Linked DNA regions of Homo sapiens: all the other regions are linked to region 4. The links are chromatin contacts, found by Hi-C or POLR2A ChIA-PET in ENCODE. All regions are on one chromosome and are shown on one strand. The core of a region is the stretch at or near the end of the contact, and the rest is flanking DNA. Distances in the headings are between cores, read along the strand shown. Region 1 has its middle 98 kb from the start of EVL. Region 2 has its middle 18 kb from the start of EML1. Region 3 has its middle 37 kb from the start of EML1. Region 4 overlaps EML1 (EMAP like 1).

Evidence for each region. A loop is a pair of places that touch in the nucleus more often than their neighbours do. ChIA-PET counts read pairs that join two places held with the same protein, here RNA polymerase II (POLR2A). Pooled maps may share reads with other maps.
Region 1: POLR2A ChIA-PET joins it to region 4 with 10 read pairs in AG04449. The contact joins two enhancer-like sites. POLR2A ChIA-PET finds 5 or more read pairs at or near these places in 2 of 52 experiments (AG04449 and OCI-LY7).
Region 2: a map of G401 shows a loop between it and region 4 (3-fold over the local background). The contact joins two enhancer-like sites. A Hi-C loop is called at or near these places in 2 of 168 maps with a recorded cell type or tissue (DLD1 and G401) and 1 of 50 pooled maps. POLR2A ChIA-PET finds 5 or more read pairs at or near these places in 3 of 52 experiments (AG04449, PC-3 and activated T-cell).
Region 3: a loop to region 4 is called in a map of astrocyte of the cerebellum, with 2.7 times the contacts of the local background. The contact joins two enhancer-like sites. A Hi-C loop is called at or near these places in 2 of 168 maps with a recorded cell type or tissue (HAP-1 and astrocyte of the cerebellum) and 2 of 50 pooled maps. POLR2A ChIA-PET finds 5 or more read pairs at or near these places in 3 of 52 experiments (AG04449, AG04450 and BJ).

The regions. Positions count from the first base shown.
Region 1 is chr14:99,965,727-99,968,426 of GRCh38, forward strand. No RefSeq gene overlaps it. Among named protein-coding and RNA genes, the nearest start is that of EVL, 98 kb to the right of the region's middle. RefSeq lists an enhancer at 2,279-2,700. Within about 2 kb of position 1,430, at least 3 of the 41 ENCODE cell types and tissues checked have a DNase peak (open chromatin) inside an H3K27ac peak, as active enhancers do.
Region 2 is chr14:99,773,671-99,776,370 of GRCh38, forward strand. It overlaps a transcript of EML1 not described here. Among named protein-coding and RNA genes, the nearest start is that of EML1, 18 kb to the right of the region's middle. Within about 2 kb of position 1,446, at least 5 of the 41 ENCODE cell types and tissues checked have a DNase peak (open chromatin) inside an H3K27ac peak, as active enhancers do.
Region 3 is chr14:99,755,088-99,757,787 of GRCh38, forward strand. It overlaps a transcript of EML1 not described here. Among named protein-coding and RNA genes, the nearest start is that of EML1, 37 kb to the right of the region's middle. RefSeq lists enhancers at 189-809, 810-1,429. Within about 2 kb of position 1,309, at least 12 of the 41 ENCODE cell types and tissues checked have a DNase peak (open chromatin) inside an H3K27ac peak, as active enhancers do.
Region 4 is chr14:99,878,071-99,880,818 of GRCh38, forward strand. EML1 (EMAP like 1) reads left to right here. Exons shown (of 22, transcript NM_004434.3): 4 at 415-549. Among named protein-coding and RNA genes, the nearest start is that of EML1, 86 kb to the left of the region's middle. Within about 2 kb of position 1,433, at least 2 of the 41 ENCODE cell types and tissues checked have a DNase peak (open chromatin) inside an H3K27ac peak, as active enhancers do.

The DNA of each region.
Region 1 (2,700 bases), core at 180-2,679, 88 kb after region 4:
CTGTAATATATTGGTCTCTGTGCTATTGTGGAATCTTTGATTTTGCATCAGAGTAAAATAAAATAAACCCATCACATTTGGAACATAAAAAAAAAAAAACAAGCTAAGTCTGATTAAGCTGTGTGGGCCCCAGTACCTTCAAGGCCTGTCTCCTGTGGTACCAGAGTGATTATTTCTATCTTATCTCCTTTACAGCTTGGTCTGGAGTGCTGCCTTAGACTCTCTGATGAATCTATTCAAACAGCTGCCTCTGTTACCTTGACTCGTCTCAGATTTTGTCGACCCGAGGCAGGTCCTGGCACTAGGAATGTTAGATTCTATTATTTTGACTTGCTCCAGGTTAGGGAGAAGCCCATGCAAGGCTTCTACTGACCGTATGCTTTATTTGTAGCTTTGATGTCTGGGCACCGATTGCCCTAGGTTTAACTATTTGCTCAGTGTTAAGGCAGCGCTGTGGAAATCTGTGTAACTGGGGTGCTGTGCAGGCCTGTCTGTCGACTGTCATACAGGCCCGTCTGTGTGATTGTCAGGGAGAATTGGCCTGCCACAGTTGTGACAGACCACATGGCTTTGAAAAAGCCAAAACTATTTACCAGCTGGTCCTTTGCAGAAAGTGTACTGACCCTTGTTCTGCAGGAGTGTCTTTTGTTTTTCACTGCCTCTAATTAATTTCTTAATTTTGAAATAATGTATTTTCTATTCTCAAGATTTTTTTGTTTGTTTTCCAATTGCTCTTAGGCAAGATCTTCTTGACTCTCCTCATCACTTCTCTACGATTCCCTCCTTTAGACATGCCACATTCTGACTGCGCAGCCTGGCGGGAAGACCGTGCCTCCCTGGGTGGGGAGGCTGCAGCCTTTAAACTTCCCAACACCCCGACCCCTGACACGTCTGCTCGCATTCGGATGCCCGGGCCTCCCGGCCTCCTTGCGAATGAAGTGCCGGCGGCTCCCACAAAGGCCTGGCTGCCACAGTCCCCACGGTAATTGCGAGACAGCAGGCAGGAGAAGTGAGCGGGAAGTTTCTTCCCCAAAGCTGATGGTGAACGGGCCCCCAAGCTGGGACCCGATGACTAGCTGGGAGTGAGGAGAGATTTTGGCTTTCCTAGGTGTGAGCTGGATGGGGCTTCCCTTCCCAGTGGCCTCAGGGCTCCTGGGAAGGGGCACGGGCTCCAGGGGGACCCTTAGGCCTCTCTAGGATGGCTGGCTGGTTGTCCCAGGCATGTACTTGGCTTAGTTTTCTTCTTCAATTAAGTGGAGACATTAAGTTCCCATAAAGTGGGAACACTCAGACTTGGCTGCAGAACAGCAGGCCTGCTCCCGCCCAGCCCTGTGACACAGCCAGGTGGGAGCAGGTCCCTGGAGAAACTCCAGCCAGCCTGCCCACTGAGGGGGAGCCTCGGGAAGTTCACAAGGTTTGCAGCAGGGAGGAGCCTGGCCCCTCCCCTTCCTGCGTGGAACCCGGGATTCCGACTGCCAGGCCGGGCGGGAAGCGCTCTAGCGGAGGGACTCTGGCCTTGCGAGAGGAAAACCAGAAAATTCTGTCATGGGGCTCTGGAACCCCCATGCTCACCCGCTCCCGCCCTGGGGAGTATACTTCTGCTGTCAATAAATCTCTGCTTTTATTGCTTCATTCTTTCCTTGCTTTGTTTGTGTGTTTTGTCCAGTTCTTTGTTCAAGATGCGAAGAACCTGGACACCCTCCACCGGTAACACTAGGTCCTCCTTTCTCCTTGCAAACAGTGGCACTAAGAAGTTGCCCTCCACAAGACAGGTAGCAAAGATTTTCCCCCAGCCCCGTCTGGCCACGCTTCTTATTGATGGGTCCAGATCTCTAAGTCACCCCAGCAGAAGGCTGGAGTGCTCCCCGGTATGACTATAGGGCCCTCATCCCAGAGTCACCCCTCCTGCCTTCAAAGCCAGTAAAACATGATCTTAGGGAAATCACTTTTGAGTGGGGGAGCCCGAGAGAGGTGAAATTAAAATAAGCTCCAGGCCGGGCACGGTGGCGCACACCTGTAATCGCAGCACTGTGGGAGGCCAAGGTGGGTGGATCACCTGAGGTCAGGAGTTCAAGACCAGCCTGGCCAACATGGCGAACCCCCATCTCTGCTAAAAATAAAAAAATTAAGCTGAGTGGGCATGGTGGCGGGAGGCTGAGGCACCAGAATTGCTAGAACCAAAAAAAAAAAAGCTCCAGCTTTGACCCACAGGCCATCTTCAAGGTGTGGAAGCCAAAATGGACCAGAAGTAATTTCTATTTCCTGCCAGATAGAACACAAGCAGGAGCCGTAGTTGCCAAAAATGCCCGCGCACACAGGCTAGTGGTCTCTGACCCTCCCAGGGCACTGCTTGGGTTGGAATGGCGGCGCTCACGCAGGATTCCTTCAATTCTGCACTGTCACAAGCCCACAGGGCTGGAGAGGCTGGCAGCACAAAGAGGAATGAGACTCGCTTGCTGGTCTCATGAAGTTCACAGCCTAGTTGGGGAGCCTGCAAGTAAGAAGACAATCCCGATGCAGGAGGGCAGGCGTGTGACCCCGAAACAGTGTAGAGAAGGAGCCTGCAGCCTGTGGTGGGGGAGGGTGGTGCTGAGCGGTCCAGGAGAGACCTGACACATAGCAGGATTGAAGATGATTTGCCAGGCAGGCTGAGGCAGTGAGCAGGGCAGGAGAGGAGGCAGACACGTGCCGAGGAGCGCA
Region 2 (2,700 bases), core at 196-2,695, 100 kb before region 4:
TTGCCATCACCCAGATGCGCAGGATCTTGTGGCAGAAAGCAGGAGCCTGGATGGGAAGAGGAGCAGCCAGGCCGAGGTGGGCGCCGCTCCCCCTCCCCGGCCCTGCCCAGGTCCTCAGAGAGCTGGGACCTGAGACTCATTAGTGCCTGCATAATGGATGCCTCCTTCTCTCTTCTTGGAAATCCCCAGCCCATCTTGCTTAATGGCCACGAGGGAAGTGGGATACCGGCGCTCTGCTCGTAAAGCCGGCCTCTGCCCCCCGCATCTCCCCTTGGAGGAGGGGCGGCTGGGCGGCTTACACAGGGGAGGCCTGGTCTCTTGTCTTCTGCTTCACGACGGCTGGGTGAGCATCTTCCCCCACTCCCTCCTTCAGTCTGTCCTTCTGAGGGGCTGGGGTACTGGGACAAGGGCGGGGGGCCTCTGAACCACACTTGGGGTGGGCAGAAAGAGCCTGGGCCAGGAGAAGAGCCCTTGGCAGGACTCCAGGGGAGACAGGGAGGGAGGGAGGATGACAGAGAGCTCCAAGCAAAGAGCAGAGGGGTTGGAGATGAGAAGCAGGATTCTAGGCATGGGGGGACTTTCCCAGGCTCTAGAATGACTCTGGTCACAGTGACAGCGTGGCCTTGTGACCTCCACCCTAACCCGCATCCACGCTCCTCACCACATTGTTCTTAGGCAGCTCTGGGGCCTGGCAGGGCCCAGAGTCACCTGGTTTGGCCATGGCGATTGTTAAAAGATGCAAATGCTTCTGTAATGCCCAGTATTTTTGTAATGTTGCCCTATCCTCCATGCCTCCCGAGTGTACCCTTTTTCCTTCCCTCACCCTCCTCCTCTGGGACTCCTCAGACCTCCCCATATCCACCCACTCAAGGGTTCATGCTTGGCACGGGAGCAGCCCTCCAAGCCCCTGCTCTAGCCCTGGCCACATAGGATGCTGCATAATTTCAATAGCTCCACTGGGATAGTCTGGGTGCTCAGCAGCATGGCTGAGTGACGTTTGCACCCTTGGGCGGATGCCCTGCCTGCTGGTGAGGGCCATGCTTGTAGTGCCCTGCAGTTCTAGGGGTAAGGGGCCATCTTCCCATGTCTGTGTGAAGCCTTGAGTAGGGGAGAAGCTGAAGGAAGGAAGGGCAGAAGGAGGGGGTGGCTTGCCAGCATCCTCTTGAATGAGAATGAAAGTTGAGAGTGGAAATTTTAATTGCAAAACCCACTGACAGCTTGACTTTAAGGGAAAAGATGAGCTAAATTTAACCTAGCCAGTTAAAGAGCCAAAAATGCAATTTACTAATTAGCTTAAAATGGAAAGTAGTCCAGTGATCAGAAAAAAAGCTTTTCTGTTTAAAAAAAAATACAAAATAGAGTTGATTCCTCTTTTCATACTGACATGCATTTGAATACTGTTATGTAATTAGGAATGCGGTTTGCTGGCGCACTGCCCAGGACACAGAGGCAGAGCATCACAGCATCACAGCCTTCTTGAAAAGTTACAGGAGCCTTGAAATAGGCATGAGCCTATGTCTTCAAGTCAAATCTGTTTCCTAATTACAGAGCATCCAGGAGGGATCCGATCTCTGTTCTCAGGGAGTGCAGAGCTCAGTGGGTGAACTAGGCAAGGCCACAGAGGACTGTCACAGACCTGGACAGGTACTAGGCACTGAGGCATTCAGAGGAGGGAGAAAGGGCATATGACAGGGAGGGAAGAGCCGGCTCCCGGAACAGTGGCATTTGAGATGAACTTGAGACGTGGTGGCTGGGGAAATGTGGAGCAGTGGGAAGGGACAGTCAAGATGTGAGATGGAAAGAGTGAGGCAGACCCAGAGTACAGCAAGTGCTTCACTTCACAGGCAAGTAGGCTGAGGCATGGATGGACGTGACAGATCCCACGCCAGCAAGGTTGATCTGGCACCATGATGGCAGGCCCATGGGCTGGGTTTACTCTTCATGACGGGCAGCAGGGAGCCCAGGGGCTTTTGATCTGGAGAGTGATTGCATTGGAGTTGCGTTTTAGTGAGTGGCCCAGCCGCCATGTGGAAGCTACGTTTTCATGACTGTGGTATGTATTTTACTTCACATGATTTTTGCACCAATTTGAAAGGCGTGCCTAAGATATGCATATAACTTATTAGCCTCTCCGCTCCTTTGTGTAATGGCAGTATTGGGATAGCAATTCAAGGTCATTTCAAGGACCTTGAATAAAACATTTTGTAGATTCATCCAGGACCCATTATAAGAACATTAATAGTTTTGACACGAAAATAATATTTGAGAGGAATTTTACAGCACAATTTCATGATACAGTTTATGTTTATATTCTTCCAGCTAAAACATGATTTTTCAAAACTATGGCTGTCTTTTAAGAATATTTTCCTGCTGCTTTCAAATGGTGCAACAAAATGTCCTACAAGCAAAAATGAAATCTTAGCAGGTAACACAGCCATTCCTAGATTAAATATATAGAAGAGATTCTCCTCAGAGCCCTTACAGATGAAGCTGAAAGGAAGCAATTATGTTTGTTATAAATGGAGGAAATATAAAAACCTGTGAAATTGACCAGGTGCGGTGGCTCATGCCTGTAATCCCAGAACTTGGGGAGGCCAAATCAGGTGGATCACCTGAGGGGTCGGGAGCTCGAGACCAGCCTGGCCAATATGGTGAAACCCCGTCTCAACTAAAAATACAAACAATTAGCAGGGTGTGGTG
Region 3 (2,700 bases), core at 59-2,558, 120 kb before region 4:
CAGAAGAAAAGTCAGGCGTTGGTGCCTTATCTTTCCTGGCAAAGCTGGGGCCTCTGGGCCCAATCCCTGCTGGCAACCAAAGGGTGGCATGAATAATGGAAAGGCTGGCATGCAGCTTCCAGGCACCCAGCCGGTGACAGGAGCTGAAGGAGATGGACCGTGGAGGACAGGCAGCCTCCAGCAGCCTTGGGGGCCTGGAGGCCCCGGGGAGCCTGGGGCTGCCGGAGGGGCCTGAGAGGCGCTATGCTGATGCTGCCAGAGAGTCAGGGGTCTCTGTGTCAGCGTCACTTTGAAGCTTATATCTCAGGTCCCACACGCTGTGTGTCCTTGGGCAAGTCACTTGATCTCTCTCAGCCCTCCTCTTCTTGCTGTGACATCCTCATCTGGTGGTTGTGGCGGCTCCAGAAGAGAGGCTTCCAAGTGCCTAGTGCACAGTGGGTGCTTAGTGGTGCCAGCTGTGGAGGGGAGAGCTGGGGGCAAAGGAGCAGCTAAAGATGTTGGTTCCTGTCCCGGCTGTGGACTGGCTGTGTGGCGCTGGACCAGCCTCTTTCCCATTCCGTGGTCACTTGCCCTCCTGGGGAACAGGGTGCCTCTCTGGATCCCCAAGTCTGCAGAACCCCAATTCTAATTCACACAGATGCTGACTGCTGGCTCCATGCCAACCCCCGCAAGGGGCAGGGTGGGGAAACTGTGTTGTGTGCATGGTAGGTGTGCGGGGACCAAGCGGGAGCTGCAAGAGGAAGTGTGGCCTGAGGAGGCAGGGGGCAGGAGCCTGGCCCTGGACCCACCCTGGAGCAGGTCCCTGGCCCAGGGTAGCACAGGGCTACTTCACAGGCGAGGAACCCGAGGCTTAGATAAGCTCAAGGAACCCGCCCAGGGTCCCCTGCCGGCAAGTGGCAGAGTGTAGCTCCCATGGCCACACGTGTGGCCCACAGCCCCTCGCCTAGCCAGGATGGCTCCGCAAGAGGACAACATCTCACCCCAGGATGGCTTTCAGGGAAATGCAGCCAAGAAGGGGAGTTGTGCTGGGTGGGGTCACCAGGGTGCCCAGAAGCCAGCTCTCCAAGGTCAGCAAGTGCTGGGCCCCAGAGAAGGACCCCAGGAGGCGACTGCAGGTGGCACATCTGATGGCATCAGGGTTGGGGGCACTGACCAATGCCAGTCCCTTCCGACTTAAGGGGGTTTGGTGGTGGGGGCAGGGTCAGGCAGCATGACCCATACTGGTCATCGGGTGGCAGCCCTGGCTCTGCCCTGCTGATGTAGCAAGGCGGGAGGCAGAGGCTGACCAGCAAGGCCACTCCGGCCTATTGCTGTGAGTCACCGCCTGGCTCAAGGCCCAGGCAAAGGCCGCGGGAGGCCTCTGTCTGGGGTTCCCACAGTGAATGGCTCATCGGTTCCTTGGTGTTCCTGGTGGGCTTTGGGGAAACCTTTACTTCAGATAACAGAGTGAGTAGGTAGATGGTTTGGAGCCATATGACAGTCTAAGCCTATACCTAAAGAATGGTGGGGTCATCGACCCAATTTCTAGCACCTAAAACCTTTGGCCCAGTGGTTCTCAAACGCTGGTGGGCACTGCAGTCGCCTGGAGGTGGGGAGGTGTTTGTTAAAAAATTACACCTTCCCGAGCCCCCACACCTGTGGAATCTGAATCTTGGGGCTCTGGTGTGATTCCCGTGCCCCCAGCGTTTGAAGTTCAGTGTGTCAGGCACCCTCAGACACATTCACAAAGACTCTCAACCCCCCTCTCACGTCCCCTTTCCTGTGTTCCCAGCCTCACACATCCGCACGCGGCCCGCACTCTCACAGGGCGCGTATACACTCATCTGCATGGACTCACATCCACAAGGATGCGCGTGCTCCTGTGCCCACAATGACACGCAGTTCTACACACACATCCCCAGGACCGGCGGCACAATTTGCAGGGCCAAGTGCAAAACGAACATATGGAGCTGCTGTTTAACAATCATTAAGGCTGGGCATGGCGGCTCACGCCTGTCATCCAAGCACTTTGCGAGGCCGAGGCGGGAGGATCACCTAAGGTCGGCAGTTCGAGTCCAGCCTGACCAATGTGGAGAAACCGCATCTCTACTAAAAATACAAAATTAGCTGGGTGTGGTGGTGCATGCCTGTCGTCGCAGCTACTCGGGAGGCTGAGACAGGAGAATCACTTGAACCCGGGAGGTGGAGGTTGCAGTGAGCGAAGATCGCGCCATTGCACTCCAGCCTGGGCGACAGAGCACGACTCCATTTCAAAAAAAAAAAAAAAAGAATTGTTAAAAATTTCAAGACTGTGGCAGCAGAGCCCCCAGTGACAGCACAGGTTGTGTGGCAACAAAACTGGCCTTGCATACAGTCGCGCATACCGCTTGTGCACATCTAGGAGCCTCGTGGATAAACATGCCACACGGCACAGACACCCACGCATGTACACTCATGTGCACACACAGCAAGGCTTCAACCTAACTTTTTATTGGGATGAGGAAGCGTGCTGGTTAGCGTTTAATAAGCAAAAGCAAAGTTGAGTCATATGTGTGTTGCTTGAAAGCAAGAAACGCCAGATGGAGCATTAAATGAATCACTGTCTTGGGTTTCATGAGTAACATTTTAATTGGGTTGTGACTAGTTTGGGAAAACTTTTAAGCTCCCCTCCACCTCAAATCCAAATTAAATCAGCAATTATTTAATGCTCCCAATGCCATG
Region 4 (2,748 bases), core at 183-2,682:
TCGTCGGCTATCGTTAGCATTAGTATATTTTATATGTGGCCCAAGACAATTCTTCTTCCAATGTGGCCCAGGGAAACCAAAAGATTGGACATCCCTGGAAAGTGAAGCCTACTCAAGGGCAGGATTGCTTCCCTGGAAGCCCCTGGAGTGCTCTCACACGGTACTGTTGAAGTCTTAATGCCTCAGTTTCTCCATGACTGTGAACTGTGCTAGTGGCCTCAGTTAAAAAGGCAGAGAGAGAGCAGAGATGTTATTCTATGTGACACTCTGAAAAGCTTTTTGATCTCCGTTGCTAGGCCTGTCTTTTGAATATCCATGTGGAAGTATGACGTTCTATGTATATATTTGTATGCTTAGCAATAAAATAAAGTCACGATATTAAGGAGTTCACTGTCACTTCCATTCCACCCTTAGTAACATCAAGAGGACCAGCTCTTCTGAACGAGTGTCTCCTGGGGGTCGAAGGGAAAGCAATGGGGATTCCAGAGGAAACCGGAATCGCACAGGCTCCACCAGCAGCTCTTCCAGTGGCAAAAAGAACAGTGAAAGGTAAGGACGTCTTATCTCTCAGTTCCTGCTGTTCAGATATGTTAGTACGGCTTGTCCCCAGAGAGGAGTCAGAAGATCCCCTCATATTCCAACAAGCTGGGAGTACTCTTGGAGAAGAAGACCTTCTCCTCAGGTATTTATAGGACTAATCAAACAGCCATTTGAGGGCAGCTGCCAGGCACAGTTCACACAAACTACCGTCCAGGTGGAAAAACTGTCACTCAGATTCCCAGCACTCTCATGTAGACATAAGTAGTTCCTGAGAATTTCTTAGTACCAAGTACCTAGAACTGGGGAAGCCATTCTGAATTTCTACCTGAGCACCTTCGATTTCTAGTACACTCTCCTGACCTTTTTAAGTTCATTTTAATGGACTGCTTTAAGTTTGTCAGCAGTATTTTCTGAGACACAGTGGCTGAAAAGTTGTAATTTTATGATTTATCAGAGGCTATGTTTCATATTGATGCTAACACCAGAAATGTGAACCATTTTTCTTTATGGTTTCATGAAATACGTGGACTCCAAATTTTTGAGTTTTTCTATGAGGTTAGTTTGTAATGGATTATGATAAGTATCAGTGAAACTAATAGTAACATTTTGTTCCTGAATGCTGCTTTTTGGCATTTTAGCAGCTTGTTTTGTGTCTATATAATATATTTATATCTATATAATGTACTTTGTAAAGAAAATCCAGTTTCTCTATGTATTTTTACCTAACATTGTACTTTGTTCTCACTTTTTAAACATTGTACTTTAATTTTATTCTCTCTGTTTAGTAAAGCTGAGGAAGGAATTTCAGCTTCAGAGGCTAAGCATGTGTTTTTTTTCCCAAATGTTCATGTAAGGAGAAGGCTTAGTCATAAAGCAATCGACTCCAACCCACAGGCTATAAAACTTCCAAGTTTGTAAATCCATGGTGATTCAGTCCTATAAAGGAAGCTTAAACTCTTTTTCAGTTTTATTCCTAAAAGATGTCTGTTGTAGAAAACATAGAGACACTTCTCACATCTATAACAGGTCAGGTCCACGGTCTATTAACAATTTAAAAAACCATTAACATGGGTTCTGTCTTCTTCTCATTTAGACTATTAGTACTTCTTATCAGAAGATTATGCTAATGGGGTGATAATACCTTGGAAATGAGGCCAAGTGGTTACAGTGGCAACAGAGTGTGAATTAGTGGGAGGTGCAACGTAGCCCAAAGCTTCTTTGAATTCAGGGTAAGCTTGGAAGTTGACCTGAAATGTCTAGATCTTGGCAGTTCTTAGAGACTTGGCTCCTCCTCTGCACATCTGATTTTTATTAAGAATTTCCAAAAAGAATCTGCATTGTGTAAACTCCAGATCCATTTTATCTTTAAAATCCTATGGCTTTGGTAAATGTGCTGGGTAAATATTTCCATAGAAGATATTTACAAAGAGATTTTTGAGAAATGCCACAGTAGGAAATTTTGATTTGGAAATGAGGGACTGGGAAAATTTACTAATCATGTTCCCAAACTAATTCAGGCAACTAAACATGTCCATTTAAAAATAAATTCTTTGTCTTGTTAGAACCCAGGCGTGGTTGAGGCGAGCATAGCACAGAGCTGGCTGAGTTTCATGCATCATGCACTGAAGGGGTTTCAGAGACAGTTACTGTCTCCTCTTAGGCAATTGCTGGTCTTGACAGGGACCCATAGGAGTAAGAGCTGCAGTAACTCAAAAGAAGCAGCTAAGACTCGGTAGAAGTGAAGGTTAAGCTGGTAATTCAGTGGCTGCCTGACCCCTTCCCGCCTTTCTTCCTCTGTATTCCCACGTGCGCAGCCCCATGCTCAGGCTGCCTTGACCCCAGCACCAAAGCAGATCTGGAGTCTTGCTGAGAAATGCCACCCTCGAGGATGGGACACAGGGAAGGAAAGGAGTAGGGAGGTGGCCCCCATGTAATTTCTGTTTTTAAACATTACTGCGTTCAGTGGACTCAAGATGGCATGCCTCGTCCCCATCGCTCACTCGACATGTCCATTGTTCCTGCAGGCTGTCCTGTGATTTAAAAAATTGCCCTTGTTGGGTTCCTGTAGGCAGCAAGACATGGTGGAAAGGGCAGAGGCTCTGCAGTAAAAGAAAGATCTGGGTGTGTATCCAGTTCTGCCTTAATGTCTCCAAGCCTCAGTTTTTTCCTCTACAAATTAGAGATTTTATACCTAATGCCCTTGAATCT